2 separate regions of the Homo sapiens genome follow, and region 2 is linked to region 1. Evidence: chromatin loops called from intact Hi-C (ENCODE). Cell type or tissue: prostate gland. All regions are shown on one strand. Each heading gives the region's core, and the rest is flanking DNA. Links, peaks and the distances in the headings are about the cores only. Region 1 overlaps CASP7 (caspase 7). Region 2 overlaps NHLRC2 (NHL repeat containing 2).

Region 1 (11,106 bases), core at 1,600-9,599:
GAAATTATTAAAATAAATGGTGTGTTGTAAATACTGACATTTCAAAGTCGTTTCTTTAAATGTACCCAGTGGAATCTACATCCATAGTGATTTTATAACCACCTTTATCCATTAAAAGAATACATGAACAGCTCTCCTGTAACAGCTAGAACTTTTATGTCTTTTTTCCCTTCAAACTTGGTTTTTTCATTCTCTTTTCCTCCACATTTTCTTCTGATGTAATAGATTTAGTTGCTTGAAAGTCTTATTGATCACACCACATCATATACCTATGTAACATATACATGTATGCATATGTGTATCCATATAAATTTTAAGACAGTTTTCTAGATATCATGAGTATTAAAAGAAAGTTCTCCTAGACTAAGTTACTGTTTCAGCTTTAATGAATTCACAATTGATCTGAAAAATAAATGTTAATATATCATTAATATTATTAAATTGTCATTCATCAAAATAATTATTAAATAGAAATTGCATTGAAGTTTCAACTTATAATGGAATGAAGGGGCTCTTAATAAGTTAGTTTCTAAAGAAATGGACAAATAATACTTATTGCTGGAATAAGAAAGAATTTGATATTACCTCTTTTTCCTATTTTTCATTTTTAGAGATAAGATGCACTGAGAAATCATGAATAAATACATGAGATGGTAGGAGTTTTGTTACAGTCATGTCACTTAATTCTTTGAATTCCTTCTGAGTTCTGGACCAAAAAATGACAACTTGATTAGGTCTTTCCTTAATTATGTTGGAAGAATTGGCAATTATCTAACTTACAAAAGGAATTATCATTCCGCCTTAAAGGTATTTAATTTTTTTAGTTTCTGGGAAGTACACCAAAAAACTTGTACCCAAACTTCTCAAACAGTTGTAAATTAAATTTGCTCTTCTTTTATTTAGAGGCAGTCTGTTTAACTCAAAATGTTCCAGAAAAGATAATTAAGCATTAATAAACATTTGTCAGTATCCTTTTTTTGATAAAATGCTTTTAAACCATATGCTTTTTAAAATGTATTTTTGTCAAGACGTTGGAGTTGCTAATGCAGCTCATTCATGTATGAAAATTGTCTGCTCTATAATCTAATGGACAGAGCCAGTCCCTGTCAAACCAGTTAGCCATACCACACTTGTTTGCTGTCAGTAAAGGTCTGATACCATTTTTCAGTTCAGTGAATATGTTATTAGGCATCCTTGTGACAGTCATCTTGTTTCTGAATTCTAAATTTTTATTCTTGGATAGATGAATGGATGGATGGGTAGAAGGGAAGAAGGATGAAAGGAAGAAAGAAAGGGTACCAAGCCCAGCCATGCCATGTTTACCTCCTGGAATCAGTGTTTGTTTTGTTCTCACAGGACTGATATGGTTTGGCTCTGTGTCCCCACCTAAATCTCGTCTTGAATTGTAATCACCATAATCCCTACGTGTTGAGGGAGAGACCCGGTGGGAGGTGACTGGATCATGGGGGTGGTTCCCCCATGCTGTTCTGGTGATAGTGAGTTCTCATGAGATCTGATGGTTTTATGTGTTTGACGGTTCCTCCTACACACACTCTGTCTCTCCTGCTGCCATGTAAGACATGTCTGCTCCCCCTTCCACCATGCTTCCCCAGCCATGTGGAACTGTGAGTCAATTAAACCTCTTTTCTTTATAAATTACCCAATCTCAGGTAGCATCTTCATAGCAGTTTGAGAACAGACCAATACATAGGACTCCAGCTCAATAATAAAAAATCTTTGGAAATAAGGGAACGAAAAAGGCAAAGACATTAAATAAGAACCATCATCACTTCCATTTCATTCTATTATATATATATATTTTAACACATTTTTCAGTATATACAAGCATACTTTGTTTTACTGTGCTTTGCAGATACTGCTTTTCTTTCTTTCTTTTTTTTTTTTTTTTGAGACAGAGTCTCACTCTGTTGTCCAGGCTGGAGTGCAGTGGTGTGATCTTGGCTCACTGCAGCCTCCGCCTCCCAGGTACAAGCGATTCTCCTGCCTCAGCCTCCCAAGTAGCCAGACTACAGGCGTATGCCACCACGCCTAGCTAATTTTTATATGTATTTTAGTAAAGACAGGATTTTGCCATGTTTCCCAGGCTGGTCTTGAACTCCTGACCTTAAGTGATCCACCCCCCGCTTGGCCTCCCAAAGTGCTGGGATTACAGGCATGAGCCACCACACCTGGCCCAGATATTGCATTTTTAATAAATGGAAGGTTTGTGGCAACCCTGCAAACCTATTGGCTCCATTTTTCCAACAGCATATGCTCACTTTGTATCTCTATGTTACATTTTGGTAATTCTCACAACATTTTAAGTTTTTTAATTAGTGTTATATCTGTTACTATGATCTGTGATCAGTAATCTTTTTTGTTGTCGTTGTTCAAATCCAGGATAATCTCTGTAAATGTGATGAGTGATCTTTGATGTTACTATTGTAATTGCTTTGGGGTGCCACAAAGCACACCTGTATAAGACAGCAGACTTAAATGATAAATGTTAAGTGTGTTCTGACTGTTCCACCCACTGGCCATTCCTGTCTCTCTCCTTCTCCTTGGGCCTCCCTATTCCCTGAGGCAATATTGAAATTGGGCCAATTAATAGCCCTACAATGGCCTCTAGGTGTCTATTGAAAGGAAGAGTGATATGTCTGTCACTTTAAATCAAAAGCTAGAAGTGATTCAACTTAGTGAAGGCATGTTGAAGCCAAGACAGGCTGAAAGCTAGGCCTCCTGTGCCAAACAGCCAAGTTGTGAATGCAAAGGAAAAGTTCTTGAAGGAAATTAAAAGTGCTATTCCAGTGAACACACGGATAATAACATTATTGCTAATTATTGCTGACTTGGAGAAAGTTTGAGTGGTCTGGATAGAAGATCAAACCAGCCCCAACTTTTTCTTAAGCTAAAGCCTAAGCCAGAGCAAGGCCCTAACTCTGCAGTTCTTTGAAGGCTGAGAGAGGTGAGAAAGCTGCAAAAGAAAAGTTTGAAGCTAGCAATGGTTGATCCATGAGGTTTAAGGAAAGAAGCCTTCTCCATAAAATAGAAGTTCAACATGAAGCAGCAAGTGCTGATGTAGAAGCTACAGCAAATTATCCAGAAGATCTAGCTAAGATCATTGGTGAGAGTGGCTACACTAAACAACAGATTCTCAATGTAGACAAAGCAGCCTTCTATAGGAAGAAGATGCCATCTAAGATTGTCCTAGCTAGAGAAGAGAAGTCAATGCCTGACTTCAGTGCTTTATAAGGATGCTTGACTCTCTTGTTAGGCAGACTGGTGACTTTAAGCCGAAGCCAATGCTCATTGACCAGTCTGAAAATCCTTAAGAATTATGCTAAATCTATACTCTTTCTGTGCCCTATAAATGGAAGAACAAAGCCTGGATGACACCTGTTTATAGCATGGTTTACTGGATATTTTAAGCACACTGTTGAGACCTACTGCTCATTAAAATAAGATTCCTTTCATTGACATTGCACCTGGTCACCCAGGAGCTCTGGTGAAGATGCAGAAGGAGATTAATGTTTTTATGCCTGCTAAAACATCCATTCTGCAGCTCATAGATCAAGGAGTAATTTCAACTTCCAAGTCTTATTACTTAAGAAATAATGTCTTACTATTTGAGAAATATTATTTCAGAAATACATTTTATAAGGCTATAGTTGCCATAAATAATGTTGGGAATAACATTATAGCTATAGTGTTACCGCTGATGGATCTGGGCAGTTAATTGAAAACCTTCTGGAAAGGATGCACCATTCTAGATGCCAGTAAGAACATTTGCGATTTATGGGAGGATGTCTGAACATTAATAGGAGTTTGGAAGAAGTTGATTCCAACCCTCATGGATGACTTTGATGGGTTCAAGACTTCCTTCAATGGAGGAAGTAACTGCAGGTGTGCCAATCATGGTGGAAATAGCAAGAGAACTAGAATTAGAAGTAGACCTGAAGATGTGGCTGAATTGCTGCAATCTTATGATAAAACTTGAACAGATAAGGAGTTTCTTCTTATGAATAAGCCAAGTAAGTGGTTTCTTGAGATGGAATCTACTGCTGGTGAATGTGCTGATACATTTTTGAAATATACATTTAGAATATTACATAAACTTAGTTGGTAAAGCAGCCACAGAGTTTGAGAGGATTGACATGAATTTTGTATGTGTTTTAACTCTTTTTTTGTTTGTTTTCTTTTAAACTTTTTCCTTTTTTTTTTTTTTTTTTTTTTTTAACGAACACTTTCGTTGAGGGCTGACTTTCAATAGATCGCAGTGAGGGAGCTGCTCTGCTACATACGAAACCCCAACCCAGAAGCAGGTCATCTTTGAATGGTTTAGTGCCAGGTTCGCCAGGAACATGCATTGCGTGACAGGCGAGGGGACAATCACCTTTCTGTTGACTTGAATTTTGAATGAAGTTGTACTGTGAATAAAATGCTATCAAACAGAATGGTATGCTACAGAGAAATTGTTCATAAAAGGAAGAATCATTTGATGCAGCGAACTTCATTGCTGTCTTATTTTAAGAAATTGTCACAGCCACCCTAATTTTCGGCAGCCACCACCAGATTAATCAGCAGGCATCAGTGCTGAGGCCAGATCCTCCACCAGCCCAACAGTTACAACCCACTGAAGGCTCAAATGATTGTTAGCATTTTTTAGCAATAAAGTATGTTTTAATTAAGATATGTATTTTTTGGACATAATGCTGTTGCGTATACTCAGACTGGAGTACAGTGTGAACATAACTTTTCTACCCACTGGGAAACCAAAAAAGTCAGGCGACTCCATTTATTGCAATATTTGCTTTCCTGTGGTGGTCTGAAACTGAGCCGACGGTATATCTGAGTTGTGCCTATATTTGAATTTGGAACAGCCCAGTGTGGTCCCACGTACCCCCATTACTAGTGACATACTTCCCCTTTATCAGACTCATGTATAAGTAAGAAGCCCACCACAGTGCCTGATTCAAGGAGACTCACAGATACATCTTGTTTGTCTCTTTGTGGATGACCTGGAGGTTTCATCACCCTGTAAGTGAGGTTCAGGGTGGGTGAGAAAGTCTGCCCTTCTTTTACACAGTGGGAGATGGGAGAATGGGCAAGGGAAAAGTGGTATCTCTGACAGACCAGTTTTAGAAAAAAATACAAGTGGCAGTTGAGGACCTGGCCATTTATTCTTCCCTTAAGACTGTGCACCCCTGGGAAAGTTTTTGAGTACCTTGCTGGAAGACTTCTGCCTAAAAGACCTTTTATTTTGCAAAAATAGATGTGGTCTGTGGTATGTCCCCCCCACCCCTCAGCTTTAAGTTCTTTGGAAAGATAAATAAGCCTGGAGGGTCTACATTCTGGTCCACTCTACCTTTTTCATAGCATGACTGATGTTGACGTCATTAAAATAAACAGTAAGTATCCCGAGGTCCTCTCTGCAGTTTCAGGAGCACCATGTGACCCAATGACAGATGTGGGGTGCGATGCATGGGAGTGCCACTGGCTCCTCTGGATGTTCGTTGTAGCTGAAGGTGCTCCGCCCCCCCCCCACACCCCTACAACCTTCCCTCCCATCCCATCCCACCCTATTCCAGCTCCCTTCTCTAAGGAGCTCAGAATCACTGTTAGGCAGTGGAGGAGGCAGTAGCATCTCTGACCTGACTCTAATCAAGGACCAGACTGCTCACCTGCCCTCCCCTGGAGACATGAAGGATCCTGGGTTGCAGAAAGAAATATCCCCTTCCCCAAAAAGCCAGGGTGGGACTCAGGTTTCAAATACTAACAGTTTCAAGCCCCTAGACTTGTCTTGGCCTTTTTTTTTGCCTCACAGCCACTAGATGGCAGGACAGCATCGTTTTATTTCCAGTCCATAGGCACTAAAAATCCAGCCTGTTCTTTAAAAAAATATTTAGTGATTTTGTAATTTTCTGATTATTGAAGAACATTTGGAAAACACAGAAAAGCACAAAAAAAATCCAAATATCTTAAAATTTGTAAAGCATTCAGATTTTTAGTTATTTAGAGGAAATCATTGTGGGGCCAGTCCATATTCATTATGAACCACAGTTTATAGAACAGGGTCTAGGGTCCTCCTTGCACTTGAACAGGGTTCTGTCTTGATGTAAATATAACCCTATAGTCCTTGCCCTGGATATAAAGTCAAAGTTTTAACCAAATGCCTAGGCACAGCTACAGAAAATAATAACTAATTGCTGAATTGTAGGACATAGCCTTGGAGCTGTGGGAGGTTGAGGAGGGAAGGATAAGGAAGGACTGGAGGAGGAGCTGAAACTTGAGTTGTCAGGAAAAGCAGGGGGGGTATCAGGGGACCGGTGGAACCTCAGGGCCAGGGTGGAGATGATGGTCAGGCAAGGCCACCGATGTGGCTTCTGCCTAGGAAAGTGGGCAAAATCTGCTGGACAGGGTGAGTTAGGTCTTAATAGCATAGGCCACAAGGAGCCATTGTAGGTCCAAGACCAAGCCCTGGCCAGCAGCCTAGAAGATATTCTCTCCTAGGAACCTGAGAAATCAGAGGCTCCCTTCTGAGCTCTGCTCAAGGTCAGAATTCAAGAAAAGGAAAAAAAGGGGAAAACAGGTTTCCCGCAGTCTCAGATTACCCCTGGGCCTCCGTGGAGTCTCGTGTGTCTCTGCTGAGGAGTTTGTTTACCCTTCTGGTTTCCCAGTGGAAGAGAGCAGGAGAAAAGATCTATTCTCAACATTTGCTAAACTCCCTATTTTCCAGGCACTGGCTCGGATCACATGGGTTTTACCCTTGGCATCATCTCTGTTTTCCAGCCTTTGCCCCCTGGAGGGTGGTTAATAAATGCCACTTGGTTATAATTCTCTCTCCTGGAGGCATCTTGGGCTTCTTCACCAGTGAGTGAAGATATGTAAACACATCCCTATAAAAAATGTGTTATTTGTATAATTATAAGGAAGATTCAAGTGGCATCCTTTTTCATTTGGAGAGGGGTTAAAAAACTGTTTTAGAAGACGCAATGCTTTGGAATTAGAGACAAGAACAAAGAAGGCAGACCTTAATTCATTCCAAAGAATACATTCCAAGTTAAGCAAAAATTGTGCCATGATGCCCATTGATTGAAAGGGGCCAGATCTGGGCCCACTAAAGAAAATATGAACATTGAAATTTATGCAGGGCGTTTACTTTTCAATAAAGGAAGGATTCAAATTCAGCTTCCAGAAAATTGGATGCCTGTCTCCCAAATTTGTACATAGAGAATGATAAAGATTTAATGCTGTATTTGAAGCAGTGATGACACTATGTAAAATAATAGAAGTAGCAAAGTTGAGTCAGACAACCGGGGTTCAGATCCTGGCCCTTCCTCCCACTTACTATTTGAGGGACTATAGCAAGTCACGTGACCTTCCTGTGCCTCAGCTTCCTTATCTGCATAATAGAGATATTGATCTCTGCCCACGGGATTGTTATGAGAATCAGAGTAACCGTCAGCTTCCTGAATTACCTGAATGTGCCTGCTGAGGAAGAAATCATAGAATCATGATTTTAACACTGGGAGAACTTACCTAATTCCCTTCATTATGATCAAGGAAAGGAAGACCAGAGAGGTGATACGTAGCCACCCAAGAGGACCAGGACCGAGACACAGGCCTAACTTGTCCAGTGCTTCCCCCCAGCGTCAGGTGGCACCCACGACTTTGGTGGCACCAGGCTGTTCATCCACATTAATCCACCCACAGAGTGCTTTTTTCCTTCCACCCAAGTGGGTCAGCAAATTTTCTTCGTGTACACGGCTTCTTCTCTGCTTCACTTTGGCAGAGGGATGGTATAGGGACAGCTGTCCCAGCAGGGCGAGCAGTGGGCTTTCCAGTGGCGGAGGGATGGCATAGGGACAGCTGTCCCAGCAGGGCGAGCCATGGGCTTTCCAGCGGCGGACGGATGGCATAGGGACGCTGTCCCAGCAGGGCGAGCAGTGGGCTTTCCAGTGAAGAGGGCCAAGTGTACGTTTCAGGAGCAGCAAGCACAGGACACCAAAACGTGGGCAGAGGTCTAGAAACTGCAAAGCTGTAGCTTCTGCATGTGTGGGATACCTCCAGTTCTTTTCAGTTATTGCTCTTCTAGAGGGGATAAATTAAAGTGAAAAGGTAAGGTAAATCATCAGCTTTTCACAGTAATAGAAACCTAGAACACTATTAGCAGAGAAAAATTAAGCCTAGTAATAGAAAAGTACTATGAAAACATAACCAGTTGCTTCTCACATGAACATGTGATCACAGACAGGAAATGTGAGCGTGGCATTGCATGTTTAACCCCTGAGCTGCTGGTTTTCTTTCTCTCAAGGATCTGTGATGATGAGAATTTTGTTTGTTTTGTTTTGAGACAGAGTCTCACTCTGTTGCCCAGGCTGGAGTGCAGTGGTGTGATCTCACCTCCCTGCAACCTCCACCTCCCAGGTTCAAGCAATTCTCGTGCCTCAGCCTCCCGAGTAGCTGGGATTATAGGCGCGTGCCACCACTCCTGGCTAATTTTTTTGTATTTTTAGTAGAGACAGGGTTTCACCATGTTGGCTAGACTGGTCTCAAACTCCTGACATCAGGTAATCTGCCTGCCTCAGCCTCCCAAAGTGCTGGGATTATGGGCGTGAGCCACCCTGCCCGCCAATGGTCAGTTTTAAGGGGAAAAGATGGGTGGAGTGATTAAGGACTGAAGTATGTTAGCTGTTCTAATGCTGGACCCTGCAGCCGTAATACAGACGTATTGTATCCTCCATTCAGTCTATTAGGCTATTTAAAGACAATTCAGCCTTTTCTACCCCCTGGATGATTTGTTTTAAAGTCATTTGTCAATTTTTATTGTCAGGGACCCTACTGGTTTTGTTTTTTTGTTTTTTTTTTTTAGGGGAAAGAGGGAAATGTGGAGGTTGGTATGTTTTGGGGAGGGGGATCTATTCTTCTCCTTAGCCTCTTTTAAACTGAGTTTGCTTCCCCATGTTTATATTTTTGCAACTGACTTTCAGAGAAAAAAATGTATAGAGCGAATTTTCTCTCCTGTTCACAGACCTGAGGATGGCAGGTGATCAAGAGGCTTGTGCAGGGTAGCAGGTGTCATAACCTCATTGTATCAGCTTCATACCCTTTCTAGACTGTGGTCCTGAACCAAGAAATGGAGAAAAGCGTTGCTGAGCCGTTCACTTTATAAGTGTTTGGTTTTTATGTGTTTGCATTTTCCTTGTTGCATTTGGAGGGTTGAGATGGGGAAATACAGCAACTCCTGGATCGTTCACTTTATGCAAGATCATTGAAAAATGTTTGTATGCCTCATTTAAAAATGAAGGGCTTTGGTATGCTTCCGTGGTCTCCTATTATTTTTATTCACTTGAGTACCTTTAAAGGAAAAACATAACCTAATGAACTTGAACTCTTTAATTCACCACACACTCACTTCCTGTTTTTGTTGATTAACTTACATATAGTTTGACATGTTTTGCCGTCATGTGAGTGCCGTTTTGCAGCCTGGTGTAGATTTGGGACTTCGGTGGGTTGACCATGTGTGATGCTCATCAACTTGAACTGTATGATGGTTTGTTCTGTTGATACTCTGTCTCTTGCTTAGCTATTCCCCTGTCGTTCCCAATTTTTCACTCTTAAAGATTGTGCTCCTGGCTGCATGTTTATGGAAATTTTGTTTTCTTTTTTCCTTTGGACCCCACGCTCACAGACAGTTGCTTTTTTCCACAGGAGCCATCCCAGGGTTGGGGGATGCTACAATGGGGAGCCGGGGCATTTCTGCCGGTCAGCAGAGAAGGGAGAGGCCAGTGTGACCTTCCCAGCCCGAGTTTGAATGGTCCTGTGGAAAACTCCAGCGTGCAGTTCACTGCTGATTCAGTCACAGGCCTTCAGGGCCAGGCAGCCTGTGCCAGTCTTCTATCCCCTGCTGAGCTCCGAGCATGTTGAGTTTTTATTATTACAGAGAAGAAGGAAACTCACTTCCTGTCGTCGCAGAGCACAGCCTAGTTCTGATGCAGAGGGGACTGTTTTCAGATGGAGACACTAGGTACTACTACCTGCACTCTTTCTTTTCTTCTCTGTCTTGCTCTGTGCCTTAATATGTTAGGACTGTGGGGATGCCCTCTGTTGAGATGTTGAGACCATGAATGAATCATCCCAAAAATATTTAGACAAAGTGGCTACGAAAACCAGAGCTCTAGTTCCGAATGAAACAGCTCTGGGGAAATGTGAGCCTGGTGGTGTGTTTACTTTCATGCTGATGAATGTCTGCAGGCAGATAGAGCTACTGGGAATCCTATTCATGGTGATGCTTTAGAAAATTAATCGCAGTGGGCTTCTTGCATGCTTATATTCCTTTCCAAATATAGAAAGGCATAATTCACATTTTGAGTAGCCCAGGGGATCCATAAGAGGATAAAACCTGTATTTATCCACTCCAGTGATGGGGAAAATTACACTTGCACCCGGAGTGGATTGTAAAAATCCATTGTACTCTTTCTAAGGTTTTTCACTTCTTTGTAAAGTAGGCAGAATATTTTTATCCTATAACGTTTTCTGATACAAGTTGCTGTAGGCTCTTCAAGGATGTCTTTTTATCTAAATAATCATGAGAGCTTGGTTATAATTTTTTGACTCTTGACTGTTGTAGTGAAAATGACTGAGTTGACCTCACACTGTGAAATTAGAAGTTGCAGGAAATGGCTCTCTACCTAAGAAGTTAGGACACTCTGGTTCCTTCCTGATAGTTGATGCTGGCATTATTTGTGTTCCTAGCAGAGATTTATGCTTATCTGAACACATCTGGAAATGAAGATAGTGGTACTTGCCCATACTGGCGAAGAAGCTCAACATGAAGAAAGAGATGGGATGGTTAGGAAGCACTGGGTTCAACCTGCTGTGTTAACTTTCCTTTGCATTTTAGTGTACACTTAAGTGCACTTAATAAGTCATTCTACCAAGATATTGTAGTGTGTTGTGATCTTGCTTGTCTGGCTCTAAGCATAGTGATTTAGTAGCCAGGTTTCTTTTTTTAAATCTGCAGTGAATTGTGGAACACAGAAGCTTTTAAGCGGATTTAGAACTTTCAATTCACTGCTCTGGTTTATCTTGGACTTTGCACTTAAT
Region 2 (11,106 bases), core at 1,326-9,325, 190 kb after region 1:
TTTTTCTGCCCCTTTCTGTCTTTCTCTTTCTGGGACTTCAGTTACTCATGTTAGATTTCTTCTTAATATTATATTCAATAACTCTTGCATATTGTGTTCTTTTTATTCATTCTTCTTATTTTTTCTTTTTGTACTAGTAATTTCTACCAATTTATCTTCAGTCATTAATTCTTTCTTCAGCTGTGTCTAGTCAACTGATGAGCCTGTTGTATTAGTCCATTCTCATACTGCTATAAAGATACTACCTGAGACTAGGTAGTTTATAAAGAAAGGAGGTTTAATTAACTCACAGTTCCACATGGCTGGGGAGGCCTCAGGAAACTTGAAATCACAGCAGAAGATGAGGAGGAAACAAGGCACATCTTACTTAGCAGGCAGCCAAGAGAGAGTACCAAGGGGGAAGTGCCAGACAGTTACTAAGCAACCAGATCTCGTAAGAACTCATTCACTATCATGAGAACAGCAAGAGGGAAACTACCCCCATGATCCAATCACTTTCCACCAGGTCCCTCCCTCGACTTGTGGGGATTACAATTCAGATTACAATTCGAGATGAGATTTGGGTGGGAACACGGCCAAACCATATCATTTGTAGAAGGAATTTTTCATCTCTAATATTATGCCTTTTTAATATAGCATTTGTATTTCTTACAGATTCATCTCTGCTGAAATTCCTTATCTATTTAGGTGTGTTGACCACCTTTTTCTCTAGGTTCTTTAACATACTATGCATAGTTATTTCAAAGTCTGTATTAGATAGTTCCAAATCTGGGGACTATCCTCGAGTCTGTTTCTGATCATTCCTTTGTTACTCGGAAGCGGGTAATGTTTTTGCTTTTATGTGTGTCTTCTCATTATTTATTATATGTCAGTCATCTTGTATAAAACAATAGAGGCTGAGATAAATAGTACTTATGTTATAATTATGAAAGATTGAGTCAATTTGGTCAGGAGCTGAGCTGGGCCTTGGTTTTATTATTGCTATGTCAATGCACCACATGTTTTAAATTCCTCTAGCTGGGCAGTTGTTGCCTTCTGATTTTGCCTCAGTACATGGGCCTAGATTAGCTGGAGGGTTTTCTTAGTGTTAGTGCTCTACCCTCAGCTTTCAGTCGTCCCTGTACAATGAAGCCACATGGTGGTTCCCTCTCTCCACTCTTGCAGCCGTCCCAGGGATAGACTGCTACTCGTTGTTATTCTGCCCCAGGCTTGTGTTGTGTATGGGGATGTTCTCTGTTGTTCAGCCTCAGCCTTGGGAAGGCCCTGAGTGCCTAGGCCTTGAGGAAAGGATGTGGGGAGCTTTTTCATTGTTGCTGTTCCTCTCTCTGGCAGCCAGAATCTGTCTTGTGTCTGTGATTGGTTTGGGGAGCCTCCTGTTTCTCCCCTAGCAGAATGAGAACTCTGCTTGGTGTCAGTAGAGCATTTTTTCATCTACCTTTTCCACAGCTGTAAATGGTATTTTCCTGTGCTCTGTGGAAAGTGACAGGCTTTGCTGCCCTTCCCTAGTGGCTTAAGACTTTGATTCATAAGAGGTTTAGAGACTTTGTAGAAACAAATCTGTGTAGAAGCACTGATGGAGAATTTCACGGATGCTCTTAGGAGGGTTCTAGTCATAGGTACTTAAAATGACAGAATTTTTTTAAAGCTGGATTTCAGGTAATTTTCATGTTGATATTTCTTTTGTTGATTTTATTTGTTTTCTAAAAATATGTCTAATCTCTACTGATAATTATGAGTGAGTTTTGCCTTTAAAAATATTTTCAGAACCTTTTCAGCCTCTGTCATTGTCGTTTTAAAAAATTTTTAATTTGTGATTGTTGAAAGTCAGTAATATTAAGTGCACTCTTTTTTGTAATTTTACCTTCTATTTGAGATTGGGAGGTATGTATGAGGTTTGTTGTGTAGGTGTAAGTATACTCTTAATTTAAAATGGAAATGTTCATGATTACCACATTCTTTTTAGAGGGAACAAATCTAATACCCATACTCAGTGATGGAACTGTGTGCTTTGGAGGCCACACTCCAGGATGAACAGTTGTAAATTGTTAATATGACTCTTGTTACTTTGATAGACATTATAAATGCCAGCCCTCTTTTTTTTTTTTTAACTTTCATTTTGTTTACAAAAACAAACTCTTCAGTGCTCAGGGTAAAAATTTCTGGAGAAGTGGTCTAGCACGGTGGCTGTGAGCAAGGACTCTGGAGCCAGACCAGCTAGGTTTGCAGCTCCACATCTTAGTAGTTGTGTGACTTTGGACAAGTTTCATAGCCTCTTTATACCTCAACTTCCCCATCTAAATTGATGATACAAATAGTGCCTACCTGAAAGGCTTACCATGAGGATAAGAATTAATATATGTAAAGCACTTAGAACAGTGTCTGGTGCATAGAAAGCATAATATAATATACATGTTTGCTATTATCACTGTTTTCTATAAGATAAGAATTTTGTCATAAAGTGTCATGAACAGATGCTGATGATCTGAACCAAACCAAAAATGGGAAGGCAAGGGACTAGAAAATAACTTTAAAGACATTATCCAACCATAGACCATTCCCAGGGGTACAGGGAGAGAAAGGCAGAGGGGTAAACCTCACTATGCATCCCGGAGTAGGAGGCTGTGGGTACATTTAATCAGATCCCTGTTTCTGATCACAGACAGAAATGCACTTGAGTACTTGTTACCAGAGCTAAGTCTGCATGGGTCAGAGGCAGAAGGAGGGTGAAAAACGGGCAAGTAGAGAACTGAACCAAATAGTTCCTTCATTCTCATCAGAACACTCATAATCTAGAGTCAGATTCACTAATGAAGTCGTTTTCCAAGTTTAGCTGGGTGAATTTCAGCAAATTATTTAGCCTCTTTGAAGCTGGCTTTTTATAAAATGAAGATGATGATAATAAGACTTGTTAAGGTTGTTAAATTGAAGGAAATAATCCACGTAAAATTATTAGCTCGGTGCCATCAACACAGAAAGTGACCTGGGTGATGATTATCATTATCCTCATAAGTTGGTATGTAGAATTCCAAACACCTGAACCCTGACCTGACACTGCTGCTGCTTCTCTACTTTTTCTCTTTCCTCGGGCATCTGAAGGAAATAAGTACACAGAGACCAAAACTAAACCAATGCCCATACTTTATCTATCACTGGGAAGCTTTTGCCTTATTATAGTAAGCCCCAGCTGAGCTAGACCGACCTGTTTGGAGAACTAGATAACAAAGTTAAATTTGATCTTTCACTCAGCTATGCACCAACATAGCTCTCCTTTGCCAAGACAGAGGCTCTAAAAGCAAGCTAAGAAAAGCAAATGTTTTTGTTCCTAAAGCTTAGAGCTAAATTTGCCTAACTCACCCTTATGAGATTTTCTTAGAGTGGGACATTGATGTGAAAGAGAAAGAAAAATGCAGTTTTCAAGGTGGGAACAGGATGACAAACCAGTTCAGAAGGAATTCTTGCAGTAATCCCTGATAGTGGCTTAGGTCAAGGTGGAGGTGGTGAGAAGTGGTCAGATTTTGAATATATTTTGAATAAGGAGCCTACATAATTTGCTGATGGATCATGTGTGACATGTGAGAAAAAGGAGGAATTAAAGATGACTCCAAGGCTTATGACCTGAGAAGCTAAAAGGATGGAGTCCTTTTATTTTCATTTACTTGGTCAACCTTCCAGTCTTGTTACCCATAAGGTCCTAACATTGGCTGGAGCTGACTTTTCAATCAAGATAAGTTGTATAAAAATATCTGTCTATATTTCTCTCAATAATGATTCTTAGTGTAGAAGGCTTATAAATCTTTTTTACCCTTAGGTGTTTGATGTTTTTGAATGTCGTTATAAATTTTCTTGTATATTTGCTGCTGTAAACCGATAAAAGAATTTATCCTTGCTTATTGACCCTGTACCCAACAACATTGCTAAATTCCTGTATAAAATTGTGAAGATTTTGTGTGCATAGTTATGTCATCTGCTAATAACTACAGTTTTATTTCTAATCTTTTTGTGCTTTGCTTCTTTTTCCTTCTTTGTTGCACAAACTAGGACCTCCATAAGGTGTTAAATAGAAGTGTTGATAGTAGGTATCTTTGTCTCATTTTTATTCTCGGGGATGTTTGTAGGATTTTGTTCTTAAGTAGGATGTTTGCTGTGACTTTCTTAAAAATGTTCTTTATAAGATTAAATAAATTGCCTTCTGATCCTAGTTTGCTGAGTTTTTATCATGAATGGAAGCTTGTTGGAGATGTTGAAAGGCTTTATTGTTATGTGTGGCTTTGGAGTTCTCAGCCCTATCAGATCCCAGATCCCCTTCCTATAATACATTTTATGAAAAGCCTCCTTTACCATACCTAAAGTGAAATTCATAGGTAGTATAATCCACCTGTGCTATATATTGATATATACATAATATAAATATAGAGAAGAAATAAGCATAATTTATAATAAAATAGTGTAGTCATTATGTAAGTGATCTGGCATGACTATATTATCATATGATATATTACCCATCAAATATCCACAGCATTTTTTAGGGTGGGCTGCCACTCCCATTCAGCATCATTGTTTGAGAGGATAATAGTACAGGTTCACATCTATAGCAGACTTCTGGGATTAGAGATGAATCATTAGTACTATTAGGAAATACCAACCATCATTAGGATAGCTTTAGGGCTTTTTTTCTTTTTTTGTGGTTTCTAGGGGAAAGTTTACTCATTCAACAAATACCTACTGAGCATTTGGCATGTGCCAGGCACTATTCTATGTGCTGCTAATAAAACTGTGAATAAAACAAAGCTGCTGGCCTCTTAGACCTTATGCTCAGTAGAGGAGAAAGGCAGTAAATTAATAAATATGTAACATGTAAGATAGTGATAAATTCTACAGTGAAAAATAGGCAAGGTAAGGAGCTAAGAATGATGGGTGTGTGGTATTAGATAAGGGGAGTAGGGAAGAAGCTTGAGCAGAGATCTGAATGTTCATATCTGGATGTAAGCTTTCTAGGATGAGAAAGGAGGGAGCACACTAAGGTATAGAAGTTGAAAGACAGCAAATTATTTAGCACCTAACATGATGCCTGGCACCATGTTAGGTGCTTTGCTTACACTGTTTTATTCCTTCCAGTAATCTTATGTAGAGAGTGATGATGTGCTCATTTTACAGATGAGGAAATGGAGGCACACACATTAGAAAGTGATGTAGCTACTACAATTCAAATCCAGACCCACCTGGTTCCAAAGCTAAGGAATTGGTGAAGGAATGCTTTCAGGAGCCCTCTTCTTTTAGTGGTCTATCACATTACCATAGGAGTAATTACATTTCATTGAGAAAAATGGGAGAACTGGGTAGAGGACTTGAAAACATAATCATTTACATTTTTTCATGTAGCATTTTAAAAATATTTGAACCTCCACAATGAGATACCATCTCACACCAGTTAGAATGGCGATCATTAAAAAGTCAGGAAACAGCAGGTGCTGGAGAGGATGTGGAGAAATAGGAACACTTTTACACTGTTGGTGGGACTGTAAACTAGTTCAACCATTGTGGAAGTCAGTGTGGCGATTCCTCAGGGATCTAGAACTAGAAATACCATTTGACCCAGCAATCCTATTACTGGGTATATACCCAAAGGACTATAAATCATGCTACTATAAAGACACATGCACGTGTATGTTTATTGCGGCATTATTCACAATAGCAAAGACTTGGAACCAACTCAAATGTCCAACAATGATAGACTGGATTAAGAAAATGTGGCACATATACACCATGGAATACTATGCAGCCATAAAAAAGGATGAGTTCATGTCCTTTGTAGGGACATGGATGAAATTGGAAATCATCATTCTCAGTAAACTATGGCAAGAACAAAAAACCAAACACCGCATATTCTCACTCATAGGTGGGAATTGAACAATGAGAACACATGGACACAGGAAGGGGAACATAACACTCTGGGGACTGTTGTGGGGTGGGGGGAGGGGGGAGGGATAGCATTGGGAGATATACCAAATGCTAGATGATGAGTTAGTGGGTGCAGCGCACCAGCATGGCACATGTATACAAATGTAACTAACCTGCACGTTGTGCACATGTACCCTAAAACTTAAAGTGTAATAATAATAAATAAATAAATAAAAGAAAAAAAAGTATTTGAACTGGCTGGGCATGGTGGCTCATGAGCGCCTGTAATCCTAGCACTTTGGGAGGCTGAGGTGGGCAGATCACGAGGTTAGGAGATCGAGACCATCCTGGCTAACACAGTGAAACCCCGTCTCTACTAAAAATACAAAAAATTAGCCGGGCATGGTGGCGGGTGCCTGTAGTCCCAGCTACTCGGGAGGCTGAGGCAGGAGAATGGCATGAACCTGGGAGGCGGAGCTTGCAGTGAGCCGAGATTGCTCCACTGCACTCCAGCCTGGGGGACGGAGTGAGACTCCGCCTCAAAAAAAAAAAAAAAAATTTTGAACCAATAAATGCTTTGAAATATTGTGAATGGAAAACATTCCAAATTAAGTTAGAATGAATAAGATTATTCATTTTCGTGGGCTTTCCATGTTTTTATTTCTCTTACCTACTGAAGTTTTTGTTTTGCTTGGTCATTTCCATAGTTGATAATATCATTGACTATGCAGGAACATAAAAGTCATTTTCATTGTTTAATACTAAAAGTTTATTATCTTAGATTTATGGTAGATTTAACAGAAATAAGCAATTCTAAACTGAGTGCTTTCTTAGGTACCAAATATGATCTGTTGGTAATACATGCATTATTAATACTCACTGTAAAATTAATGAACTTCTTAAGTGGAAGAGGTTGTATTATACTTTTTACCCTCTATGGTGTCTATTGAAGGGCTGTTCAGTTTGTAAATGTATTTATGTTTTCCTAGTACAAATATGTAAAATTAAGGTCCAGATTCACTAAATGATCATGGCTAACATTTGAGTGATATTGCCTCCAAGCATTACTCTAAGTGCATCGTGTGCTTTGAGCCTTTTATTTGGATGCCAGTATATGTAACATAACAGAATATTTTATGAGCTTAGGTTTCCTGTTCATTTTCGTAGTCCCGGGTTGTGGCTCTAGAATAACTGAAACATTGTGGTATGCTAAAAATTAATTGTGGAAAGCTTTTGATGTAGTTTTAAGGTGATTAAGCAGAGACAGTCCCCAGAATATATGTGTGCCAGTGTCACTTTTAATAGTTTATGTCATGTAAAATAAGAAATCAGATGTTTAAAACATTGTTAATGCTCGTTGTAAAATTAACAAACTGCTGAGGCAGAGTTCAGATGCAGAGATGCAGAGGACTTACTGCTGGTAAGAATACTTTGGATTCCTGTGAAATTGTTGTGGGTAAAATTACAAGTCTAACAAAGTAAACCTTTCACAAGAAAACAAAATTTTCAAAGATAACTTGAAACATTGCAGATATTTTTATTTATCAGATGATTCACAAACATATTGTTATCCTCCATAAATTTAACATTTTAAAACCATTGGAGTGTTTGTATTAACCAGATATGTATATAATAATAATGATTTATTTTTATAAAGGTTCAGAGGTCCAAAGAGGTGACATTTTATGGATAGCCATGGCAGGGACTCATCAGATATGGGCACTCCTGCTGGACTCTGGCAAACTGCCAAAGAAAAAGTAAGTGACAGCCTCTCTCTTTGAGTAGACTGTACTACTTGGTGTTCATATAATTTCTTTTTTCAAAATCACCATCCTCACTGTACCAGTCAGGATGTGCTAGGTTGTACTGCCATAGCACACAACGCAGATTCTCAGTGACTTAAAACAAGGCGTGTTTATTGCTCACTCACATGGGTTCACTGGGGAGCACTCCTCTGTTGCCCAGGCTGATGAAACAGCCTGGAGCTTTCGGGAGCTTCGCCAGTCATCCTGGCACAGTGAGAGAGAAAGAGGTAGTAAGTCACTCACTGACTGTTAAAATTTCTACTCAGAAGTGACACACGTCACTTCTACTTACATTTTATCAGCCAGAGTAAGTCTTAGGGCCACACTTCACTTCATGGAACCTGCAAAGAATCATTCTCCTTACTGTCTAGAAAGAGAACTAAGAATATTCAGTGGACCCTTATCTTTTAAGACATAGTTGAACTATCTCTAATCATTCATTCAAACAGTTGAATACCACATAGCAGAGTGCTTAATAACTCAGTTTTTGTAGTCAGGCCTGAGGTTGAATCCTGGCTCTGCCATTTACTATCTGTGTGAGTTTAGGAGAGCCACTTTAACTTTCAAAGCCTCAGTTTCCTTATTTATATTACCTCATAGGCTTGCTTTGAGAATTAATAATATATGTGGAGAGCTTGGCATAGTACCTAACATGTACAGTAAACATAGGTAGCTTTGCTGTCACAAGGATATAAGGATGAAAGGGTAGTGTCTGCAAAGTTTCTCATATTTTTTTTCCTTAGACCCTTTCCTCTTCCCCCAATACCCCAGGCAGAACTGGCCATACTCTTCTCTGTGACCTCACTGTACCTGGTGTATAGTTACATCACTGCACTAAGTTTTCCTGCCCCAACCCGCTGCCCCTTCCTCTTTCTCTCTCTTCTCTCCTTTTGATTGTTTTTATTTTTAGCCATTTCCTCCTACTAGTCTCTTAAAGGAAAGGATCCTCTCCCATTCATTTTTCTGTCCCTTGTACCTAGCACAGTATTTGGTACCTAAGAGGAGCTCAGTAACGGTTTGAGGATAAATGAATAAAAGCCGTTAACCGGAAAGGCTGTCACGTAGCCATGGAAAATGATCATTGCAAGTTACCGTTATTAATAGAAAGCTGCTTTTATATAGATCCTTCAAAATAGCAGATATTCCAAATAGTGTGTATGTTTGTGCATGTTGCTTTGGACACACTTATGTAATGTTTTAAGACATTTAATCGTTTAGCAAATATTTATGCTAGGCAATAGGGATGAAATATGCTCACTATGTTAAGGATACAATGAAAAGATGTGGTTGTCATCAGTGAACTTACAGAGGAAGAATCAGATCAGCAAACAATTAAAAGTTAGTGTGTGCAAAAGGAATCGCTGCAAATTGAAATTGTTCGGCTGGGTGCGGTGGGTCACGCCTGTAATCCCAGCACTTTGGGGGGCCGAGGCAGGCAGATCACAAGGTCAGTAGTTCGAGACCAGAATGACAATATGGTGAAACCCCGTCTCTACTAAAAATAGAAAAAGTTAGCTGGGCGTGGTGGCGCTTGCCTGTAATCCCAGCTACTCAGGAGGCTGTGGCAGGAGAATCGCTTGAACCCAGGAGGCGGAAGGTTGCAGTGAGCTGAGATTGTGCCACTGCACTCCAGCCAGGACGACAGAGTGAGACTCCGTTTAAAAAAAAAAAAATTGAAATTGTTCCTTATATAAGTAAGAGGAAGACGCAACATCAGTAAGATTTGAGTTGTCAAGGAGGGCTTCTTGGAAGAGGCAACTAAACAGTGACCTGATAAGAGTATAGGAGTTAGGGAGAGTGGAAAGTTTTCCAGGCAAGAATTGGCACTAGTGATGTCAGTAGAAGCCAGATCACACTGTGCCTTGTGAGTACTTTTAGGGATCTGAATATTCTACAAGCCTTTTTAGAAAGGTTTAAGCTGGGAAGTGACATGATTAGATTTGTGTTTTTGAAAGAACATTGGCAGCACTCAGAGTGGAACAAGACTAGAGACAGAGATAAGAGATACCACTGAGGAGCCTATTGCTGTTATCCAGGCAAGAGATGATAGTAGCCTGAACAGTGAGATTACCAATAAGATTTTACATGAGGCATAATTATAAACAGCAGAGAAGTAACAGAAGTTGCCAGAATATGCTGTTCTGGGTGATGGCTGTTTTAGGCATAGATGATTCAGAGCTGCCTGAATTTCCTCATAAGTAGAGTTGTCACTCTCCTTCTTAATAGGAAATTGGCACTAGGACCACACTGACCTGTGTTTTAATTTTAAGGATGTATTATCTTTATTACCGATCTTCAGGTAGTAATGACCCTTAGCATTTTAAAAGTTATTGTTTCTCCCTACTCTTTTCTTTATTTAATTAAGGAAACTCCTTTTTAAAGTATTAAGACTCCTTGTAGACTCCTTTCAATTAATTTGTTCAGCATATTAGTTATTACATATATTGTACTTGCTATGTTTATATGTTTCTTGAATAAGTGGCCATATTTTATGCGTGCTAAATCCCTTTGCCTCTGTCCCCTGCTCCCTACCTAACTTATTATGGGAACATATTAGCCAGTAAGTGATGGTGAGTTCAGACTTTTGCATGTTGTACCATATTCAGAAATGATTTACACAGACTCTCATTTTGTGTCCCGAGTCAGCTGCTTCCCTTCCCTCAACACAACACACTACCATGTCTTTTTTACAGTCTCTCTGGAATAAACTTAGAAACCAGGATCTAAAGCTTTCTCTGCATTACAAAAGGAATCATTGCAATAGTTCCTTAAATAGAAATTTCCCTAATGTATATAAGAAATTGATTTGTACAATCGATATAATTGTACATAATTATCCCATGTAATTTTAAGATAATTATGTACAATTATATTATTTTTCATATAATAGTAATGTCTGACCTGGCCAACTTTCAAAAACTATTCTTTAATTCCTTTTGCTGGTCTCTGTTTATATATAAGAACACAAAACATTTTTAATGAAAATTGAAGCTTTAAACTATCAAGAGCTAGATGATCTTTTTAGTTCCCTTTCCGAACCTCATATTGCATGAAACTAAGAAGTTAAGAATTTAAGGTAGTAAAAACAACCTATCTCATCAATAATCTGATCATTATTTTTATCTTATAATTCTATCAGGGATTTGTCGTTTAACATTTGAAAGTGATTTCAGTTTTGTGTGTATCAAAGTAAAGTAAGAAGTTCCCTACACAGTGGGTAAATAAGTTAATGGTTGGAAAAATGATAATGAAAGCTGACTTGAACAATTTAACTAGACCAAGATCACTAGTTTGTTTTTTTAGGAGGCTTATCACTTTTGATTTGATTATTCACATTCATTTATTTAAGAACTAAATTGCACACAATATACCACATGTTGACTCCACCTATGAACTTGTCTTT

Evidence for each region. Hi-C counts contacts between places; a loop is a spot of excess contacts. Peaks named below come from ENCODE experiments on the same cell type or tissue, not always from the same donor. Only the 100,000 strongest peaks of a DNase experiment are listed, where the experiment ranks them.
Region 2: it touches region 1 in a loop (2.8-fold over the local background); 3 of 110 quality-filtered maps call a loop at or near these places.

The regions. Positions count from the first base shown.
Region 1 is chr10:113,699,420-113,710,525 of GRCh38, forward strand. All of the region lies in intron 2 of CASP7 (caspase 7), which reads left to right. Among named protein-coding and RNA genes, the nearest start is that of CASP7, 25 kb to the left of the region's middle. In prostate gland, for the core only: a CTCF peak has its summit at 5,818 (motif pointing right); a DNase peak (open chromatin) is centred at 5,806; H3K27ac peaks cover 421 bases.
Region 2 is chr10:113,890,555-113,901,660 of GRCh38, forward strand. NHLRC2 (NHL repeat containing 2) reads left to right here. Exons shown (of 11, transcript NM_198514.4): 6 at 7,556-7,655. Among named protein-coding and RNA genes, the nearest start is that of NHLRC2, 41 kb to the left of the region's middle. In prostate gland, for the core only: no CTCF peak of the experiment used is centred there; no DNase peak of the experiment used is centred there; H3K27ac peaks cover 861 bases.